Regions from separate parts of the Mus musculus genome. Here region 1 is linked to region 2. A link is a loop called in an ENCODE intact Hi-C map of the cell type or tissue named here. Cell type or tissue: left cerebral cortex. All regions are shown on one strand. Each heading gives the region's core, and the rest is flanking DNA. Links, peaks and the distances in the headings are about the cores only.

Region 1 (4,389 bases), core at 594-3,093, 270 kb after region 2:
CTAAATGCCTTGGCTGTGTCTTGCTTGAGTAGTGTGAAAGAATCCAACTTTGATGTGTATAAACAAATTGTCTCCAATTATACTTTTTGCTCAGAAATCTTTGCTTATCTAGAGTATGTCTCCAGAGGATAATTAATTTTATAGAGACAGAAAACACTATTTGGTCATAGATTTTGGCTTTTAACTTTTGTCAATTATCTCAATGTTTTTGATAGAGATTGTTGAAGAGGGATGATTGTAGTATAAATATACTGTGACCACTGGGAGGAAAAGTAAAAGCCGATTTTATTAAAAAGTATCTGCCAAACAGTAGGTGCCAAAGGGTCATGTGACTGTGTAACACACAGTAGGTCAGTGAGAACTCAGGCCAAACTAGCACCCCAAACTTGGCATAGTTTAGAAATTACTTCATTGCTATTTCTAAAATATAATGGACAGACTTGCCTAGTTTTAGATTCTTATAATTGTTTCATATTTTGTTAGGTGTTGTCTAAATGATGCAGTATTCTGTATTTCATCCTTTCTTTGTTCAAAAGTGCTGTTCTTGTCCACTAGGGCAACATGGAAGACAGTAAGGAAAGTAATGGTTCTGTTTCTCTCTCTCTGTCTCTCTGTCTCTCTCTCTCTCTGTGGTGTGTGTGTGTGTGTGTTTGTGTGTGTGTATGCAATAAACCACATGCCTGGACAAGTTGAGATCACAGATACAGGGACGGGTGGTTTTCTTCTTTGCTATCTATAAGTGGTAAATACTAATGCTAATATGAATTGCATTTACTTTGGTTTATATCATATATCCAAGCGTGTAATATTTTATGTCTCACGGTATTTTAAATTATAATTTATTTATTTTGTGGGCTGTTTTACAGCCAAGCATGTTTCCTATGTTGGTCTTAGGAGATATTTTTAAGAAGTCCATTCTGGTTGCTACAGTGTTCTTTTCAATTGGATCATTTTGAATAGGGAACCAACTTTAAAAACAATGCTGTGTGTAGGTAGGTAAGAGCTTACTATTTTTTATTAGATTTTGTTTTTGTTGTTGCTAATATGGGGAGAGAACAGTGCAGCAGTTGAGAGCTCAAGCTTGTGAGAATAGTACTTCATGTCAACTTCTAGCTCTGCTACTTAAGGATGATCTTGTATTTAAGCTGTCTGTCCCTTAATTTCCTCACCTACACAATAAATATTAGGATAATAATAATGCTACACCCTTCACAAAGTGGTTATGAGGATCATGTGACTTAAAACTTATAAAATGTCTAAACAAAACTTAATATATTAAATATATAATAATTGTAAGCTATCAGTTTTTCATTCCAGAATGAATGGTGTTATTATTGTTAGGTTTAGAATAACATTGTCTCATTGCATAAAGTTACTTGTCACTATGCCTGAGACCTGACTTCCATCTTCAGGGGCTACATCGTGTGGAAAAATTGTCCTCTGACCTTCATATCTGTGCATCTCTGTCTCTCTGTCTCTCTTCCTCTCAATACATCTTTTTAAAAAGACATAATGGTTGAATTTAAAAGTCTATCATTGTCTGAAGAATTTTGGGTAAGACATATTTTCCGTTTTAAAATATTGCTTCATCCCATTGAAATATTCTCCATCTCATCAAAATGGACAAGCTGAGACATCTAAAGCATATAAAGATGCATAGATGTATTTAAATCTCATTGGAATTAATTTTAAAGTCCCACATGTAGACAAATTCTATTTATAGGCAGTCTTCCAGATGTCACTTACTGGGTTCCAGAGTGTCATCCAAAGTCCTGGCTCTTGTTCATTTTAACACTTTAAATATGACTTTTAATAAAAACCTAATCTCAGGCATTTCTAAAAAACAATCAGATCTTAACCAGAAAACATTTTTAATACTGTCATTCCTGTAATATTGGTATTTGTTGGTGTGGTGTGGAGACTAAGTACTGTTGGGCTTCTTTCCAGTGCAAAGGGACCTGGTATTGCCTAAATGAGCTGATCCTGAATTTCAGATAGATCAGGGAAATGACAGGATCATAAAAAAAAAACTGACATGTTTTTCTAGTGTGTGTGTGTGTGTGTGTGTGTGTGTGTGTGTGTGTGTGTAGACAGCTTCCAGTAATTCTCTCCCGTGATTTCATAGTTTAAAGAAAGATCCTATTGATACCTTAAAGAGGTTTCTTCTTAAAAATCTAGAGAATCACAAGAGATAGCTACATCTGGGTCCTTTCAATAAAATCTTGCTAGGGTATGCAATGGTGTCAGCGTTTGGATGCTGATTATGGGGTGGATCCCTGGATATGGCAGTCTCTACATGGTCCATCCTTTCATCTCAGCTCCAAACTTTGTCTCTGTAACTCCTTCCATGGGTGTTTTGTTCCCAATTCTAAGGAGGGGCATAGTGTCCACACTTCAGTCTTCATTCTCCTTGAGTTTCATGTGTTTAGTAAATTGTACCTTATATCTTGGGAATCCTAGGTTTGGGGCTAATATCCACTTATCAGTGAGTACATTTTGTGTGAGTTCCTAGCAAACACAGAAGTGGATGTTCACAGTCAGCTAATGGATGGATCACAGGGCTCCCAATGGAGGAGCTAGAGAAAGAACCCAAGGAGCTAAAGGGATCTGCAACCCTATAGGTGGAACAACATTATGAACTAACCAGTACCCCGGAGCTCTTGACTCTAGCTGCATATATATCAAAAGATGGCCTAATCGGCCATCACTGGAAAGAGAGGCCCATTGGACATGTAAACTTTGTATGCCCCAGTACAGGGGAACGCCAGGGCCAAAAAGGGGGAGTAGGTGGGTAGGGGAGTGGGGGTGGGTGGGTATGGGGGACTTTTGGTATAGCATTGGAAATGTAAATGAGCTAAATACCTAATAAAAAATGGAAAAACAAAACAAAACAAAACAAAAAAAATCTAGAGAATCATCATTAAAATGTATAACAGTGGGGACCTTTGTTAAATTTAACATTTTAAAAAAATCTTGATTTAGACACTTTACAAATAAATGATCGACAAATAGTTTTGAACTTCTCTAGTTCAAGATGCCTTTTCACCTGTCATTAATGGATGTTCAACACCAACAACCAATAAGGCCAGGAAACCTTTTTGTGAGTTTACTCTGGAATTTTCCCTTGATCTTCACGTCAAGATGACTAAGATAATTAAGTTTACTGTGTACAAAGATACAAGCCCTAATAAACTAAAAATATTTAGCATTCATAATTGTTTTTACTAATAACATCCATGCAGTTTACATGTTTGCTTGTGTGAGTGAGGCTGGATACCAATCATAATACTGAATTTCCATGGACTAACTCCTTCTGGTAGGAGGGCAGAAGTATTCCTGCTCTGTTCTTTTAAGTACCTCGGGGAGGAACTCACAGAACTTGTCAGGAAATGCTGCCTGAGTATCTAAGCATGGGTAGGGGTATATATTCAATTTGTAGTCTACATTGTACAAAAGTATACAAAATAAACTTTAAAGAGAACTAAGAAGTCATGAAAGATAGGACTGAAGTCATCCAGATCACCACTAAATCCTGCTCTCTACCGGGATTTCTGACCTACTTTAAAATGCATCACATCTGCATTTTTGTTGGTTTTGCTGTTTAGGACTCAATGTCTTAGCCTAGCCTCTTGTCCAAAGCATACACATATATCTATCTTAATGTAATAATCCTTTCTTTAGGTTAGGGGAGTTTTCTTCTATAATTTTGCTGAAGATATTTACTGGCCCTTTAAGTTGGAAATCTCCTCTCTCTCTTTTTTTATACCTATTATCCCTAGGTTTGGTCTTCTTACTGTGTCCTGGATTTTCTGGATGTTTTGGGTTAGGAGCTTTTTTCCTTTTGCATTTTCTTTGACTGTTTGTCAATGTTTTCTATGGTGTCTTCTGCACCGGAGTTTCTCTCTTCTATCTCTTGTATTCTGTTGGTGATGCTTGCATTTATGACCCCTGATCTCTCTCCAGGGTTGTCTTTCTTTGTCATTTATTTATTGTTTCTATTTCCATTTCTAGATTCTAGATGGTTTGGTTCAGTTCTTTCACCTGTTGGTTGTATTTTCCTGTAATTCTCTAAGAGATTTTTATGTTTCTTCTTTAAGGGCATCTAGGTGTTTACCTGTGTTCTCTTGTATTTCTTTAAGAGAGTTATTTATGTCCTTTTAAAGTTTTCTAACATCATCATGAGAAGTGATTTTAAATCAGAATCTTGCTTTTCTGGTGTGATGAGGTATACAGTACTTGTTCTGGTGGGAGAACTGGGTTCTAAAAAATCAGTCTGAAGGTTTCTCAGAAAATTGGACATAGTATTACCTGAAGACCCAGCTATACCACTCCTGGACATATACCCAAAAGATGCTCCAACATATAACAAAGACACAAGCTCCACTATGT
Region 2 (4,389 bases), core at 1,006-3,505:
TTGAGGTAAGGTGAGTTATACAGAGTAGTGCCACTTTATGAATCAAAGGTAGCATTTTTAGCTAGGCTAAGTTCTGAATTTCTAGGAGAATGGATTTTTTTCTTTTCTTTAGGTTGACATCCAAGTTAACAAGTATAAAGTCACCTTTAACAATGTAGATGATGTTCAAATGATGCATTGCTATTTGAATATGATAAAGCTAACTTTATACTGTGCTTCACATTTCCCACAGTCGACTATTACTTTATATGTTTGAATCTAGCTTTCCACGTTTTAGCAAGGCATACACTGGAAACTTTTGTGTTTTCATACAAATGGTAACAAGGACAACAACCAATGTTTTTACTCTTTTATACAGTTTGGAGTCATACTTCATTCATACTGACTCATACGTTTTATATAAATACCATGTGTATGTATCAAAGTGGAAGCATTTATTCCAAATAGTTTCTCATGGCTTAGAGGGAAACAGTTGAGACACTTGGACAGTGTGGCACAAATTTTGCCTCTGTGAAGTTTAAACCAGTCATTGCATTATACATAGGATTGAAAAACAAACATACACCACTGAGCCCAACTTAGCCACACCCTCGGGTCAATGTGGGTCAGAGATAGATCTACTTATTCATCTACCTGCTAGTGTTTAGTCTATACGTGTTTCCTTAGATCTTTAGTTAATGCACCATGCATCAGATCCAGGTGTGAGTTAAACCTGGACATTGGAGAGTAGGGGATTTTCTGAGGGAGACTGTTCAATTTCTCAATTTATTTCCTTATATGCAATTCCAGTATTTTGTTATTCTGTTTTGGAATGGCCACTGCATCTAGATGTTTTCTTGTGTATTTCTCCAGTTGCTACACAATCATGCTTCTACTTTAGTAAAAAATGTGGGATGATTGGGAAGTCAAAAGGAAGAACTACTAGAATTTTTTTTCAATCATGGAAGTCAAAAGGTAGAGAGTCTGTTTTATAGAGATCACTGACAGTGGTGTTAGACACTACTACATTTCCTGTTTCCTGACAAAGCTTCTGCTAGAGATGGCAGAAAAAATGTTGCAGTGAAAAGTTGATGGCTCTAAAAAGCTGATTCACAGCATTGTGCCCCTCTTAGTATGATTGTTGGTTAAGTTCATTCAGTGTTCACTTCCTTCCTGAATGATGAAAACAAAACTAACACACAAATGTAAGTAGGGAAGCACAAATGGTGGTGACAGTGTCAATGTTCAGCTCTCTGTACAGTTGGGTGACTTTACAAAAGAGTCCTGAGTCTGAAAATTCTGAAACCTGTGGTATATTCCTCACACCAGAGCATTCTCTAAGAAAATTAAGCCAAGGGTTAATTTCATTCTTTCTTGCCCTTAAAATAAAAAATGAAGACTGAAGACCCCACCTGGTTCCCTAGGAGGCAGGACTGGCTTAATTTTATTATCTGGTTCTTTCTTGTTCCTCTTTTGTGGAAGTCAAGTGATTTATTTCTTTCTCTAAGGCAGTATCTGGGACCCTCTTTTATGGTCTTTCTCTTTCTTCCTTCCTTCCTTCCTTCCTTCCTTCCTTCCTTCCTTCCTTCCTTTCTTTCTTTCTTTCTTTCTTTCTTTCTTTCTTTCTTTCTTTCTTTCTTTCTTTCTTTCTTTCTTGTCATTGAGTTGGCAGCTGTTTCTAATGATGCCTTCTCACTTCTCGCATTCCGTTCTTTTGCAGTTTAAAAGGCAGTAATTTTCTAACCTTTTGGCTCAATATACTTCCAACCACCAAATTATTTTGCTTCCTTTAGTTGGGAACCACTTTGGTAGGGTGGAGGATGCTGGGCCACTGTGCCTTTGGAATGAGAAGCTTGGAGTTTGTATCAGGAACAACAAAGTTTGGCAGAATCTATAGCTTTGGGTAGAGGCCCTTGGCCTCTAGAAAACTGTTAACATTCCGTGCATAACCTAGTCTTAAAACTCTGTAGTTCTGATCTGTTCACAGCACGGAAATCCTTTGGAGATTTAGCTGAAGTTGGTGACAACAACAGGCTGCCAAAGGCAGGTTTTCCTTTCTGCCCAGCAGTCTTATATTTCCTAGACTTGCGAAGGGGTTTGTGTGTAGGGGTGTGGGGTGTGGGGTGTGGGGTGTGTGTGTGTGTGTGTGTGGGTAGGGGGTAGGGCAGTTACTTTCAATATTCATCCTAGTGGGCTCTGCTAGGCTGAGCAATGTAGTGGAGCTGCCATCGCAGGAGGTTTCTGTTGCCACGGAGATGACCTCTGACCCCGAAAGCATGAGTGGCCCCTTTGCGGGTTGCCTTGGTTGCTATGGCAACTGCAGTATCCAGGATCTTGGCGCTGGAGCAACTTGGGAGCAAGGGCTAGGGAACAGCTACTCTGCCCTCTTCTTTCTAGGATGGGAGCATGGTTGTTATGTGGAGCCCAGACTGCCCTATCGAAGATCCAAGGAAATAAGTAACAAGTCAAAAACTTTGACAGATTTGTAAGTAAAAATCAAAACACTTCTGGAAATAATTATATAGGATAATGAGTTCATTTTTCTTGACTTTTTTTTTTGAAAATCTTAGGGATGGAAAAATGATTTATAATGTAGTCAAGTGTTTTTTATGATTATATATAAAGTTTTGTTAATAGTAGGCATTTTTGCACATATTTTGGCTGGTATGAGAAGCCAAGTAGTACAATTAAAAGCCAGGTTTTCAGATGGATTGTTCCAAATTGGCAGGAAAGGAAAAGGAAGTGAAAAACCTTGTTGGGTTTATATATGTAGTGTACTTTTGCTTCCCAGATGCAAATGAAAGTGCTTGTAATTAAAACGTCTTCCCCCTCTGTAACATTTTGTTGTCTGAGCAATTACAGTGGATCACTGAAGTGAGCCATAACCTTTTCTACAAAGCTGTCTCTTAAATAGAGTGTAGCTTAGGAGGATTCACCATCTCTCTTCTTCACATTTTCTATATGAAATATAGTACCGAACTGTACCTGAAAAGCAAAAATAAAAGGGTCTAAAGACCAAAAAAAAAAAAAAAAACCCAATATTCTTTAAGTGGGATTAAAATGAAAACAGTCTGAACCTTGTATTCCTTCACTGTATTCCTGTTGAACATCAGGTGTTATAAGCATTAAGCAAAGAAAGACTTTGTTTGCTAAGAGACCTTACTTAGTTTGCCAATTAAACACTTAACATTCGTCATTCTGTATTACAGTTTTACTCTTAGGTGAATTTAAAAAGTAAGCCAATATATTAAAAGTGTCCCCTTTTATGATTAACATGGCTCATAAGATTTAGATTTTTTAGATTTTTTTTATTAGCTAAAAAATATTCTTCCATTTACAATGGTAACTGAATGAAGTAAAAATCTTTGTATATCATATATATAATAATAGATACTAAATAGGAGAAAGACGTTTTAAAAGTTAATTAAATAAAAATACGGAAGTATACATTTTAGGGGGTACTATAGGATGTTTTGACAAATATATGTGATAATATAGGAGATACTTTGAGTAAATGGATGATGAATGCTAGAAATATTTAAGGGTACAGGAACCAATCTAATGTGGGATATTCTAGCTTATCTTCTATTTCTATAACTGTACGAGACCAAGTAATTTAATGAAGAGAAGTTGGCAGTTGGTGGCTGTTTGGGGACGGAATATCATTCACTCTTTAAGATATGGCCACTGGGCTGGTGAGATGGCTCAGTGGGTAAGAGCACCCGACTGCTCTTCCGAAGGTCTGGAGTTCAAATCCCAGCAACCACATGGTGGCTCACAACCACCTGTAATGAGATCTGACTCTCTCTTCTGGAGTGTCGGAAGACAGCTACAGTGTACTTACATATAAAAAAAAAAAAAAAAAAAAGAAGTAAGATATGGCCACTGGTAGGCTTTCCATGCTCTAGTAAATGTGCCTCCACCCATTTACTTAGTAGCCTTAGTAGGCTATCAGAAAGAGAGAAAAAAAAAAAAGAAATGAAGTTGGGGGAACATGATGAAAGAAATATAGGATTTAGGGGCAGGAGATAGGGAAGTAATATCATATTTTGTTGTACAGACATATGAAGTTACCAAAGAATGAAAAAACACAATAAAAACTATGAAGCTCCAGAATAAACAGTTTACAAGTCTTCAGACTGGTAAATAAAAAAAATCTGAGTATAAACCAAAGTGATTTGATGCTAAGGCAAATACCCTTAAGTATCTACACTGTAGCTGTCTCTTTACAGAGCATGGTAGGCATATACATACACACACACACACACACACACACACACACACACACACACACACACATTATATATATACACAAATACATATTTGTTTTTGTGAATCATCTTGACATAAAACTAAAATGAACCACTACAAATTTGACCTTTAGAAACCTGGAGTTTAATGTCATTTTTG

The links. Hi-C counts contacts between places; a loop is a spot of excess contacts. Peaks named below come from ENCODE experiments on the same cell type or tissue, not always from the same donor. Only the 100,000 strongest peaks of a DNase experiment are listed, where the experiment ranks them.
Region 1: a loop joins it to region 2, with 2.1 times the contacts of the local background. A loop is called at or near these places in 8 of 42 quality-filtered maps.

What each region holds. Positions count from the first base shown.
Region 1 is chr14:124,402,209-124,406,597 of GRCm38, reverse strand. All of the region lies in intron 1 of Fgf14 (fibroblast growth factor 14), which reads left to right. Among named protein-coding and RNA genes, the nearest start is that of Fgf14, 270 kb to the left of the region's middle. In left cerebral cortex, for the core only: no CTCF peak of the experiment used is centred there; no DNase peak of the experiment used is centred there.
Region 2 is chr14:124,667,808-124,672,196 of GRCm38, reverse strand. All of the region lies in intron 1 of Fgf14 (fibroblast growth factor 14), which reads left to right. Among named protein-coding and RNA genes, the nearest start is that of Fgf14, 7.1 kb to the left of the region's middle. In left cerebral cortex, for the core only: no CTCF peak of the experiment used is centred there; a DNase peak (open chromatin) is centred at 2,250.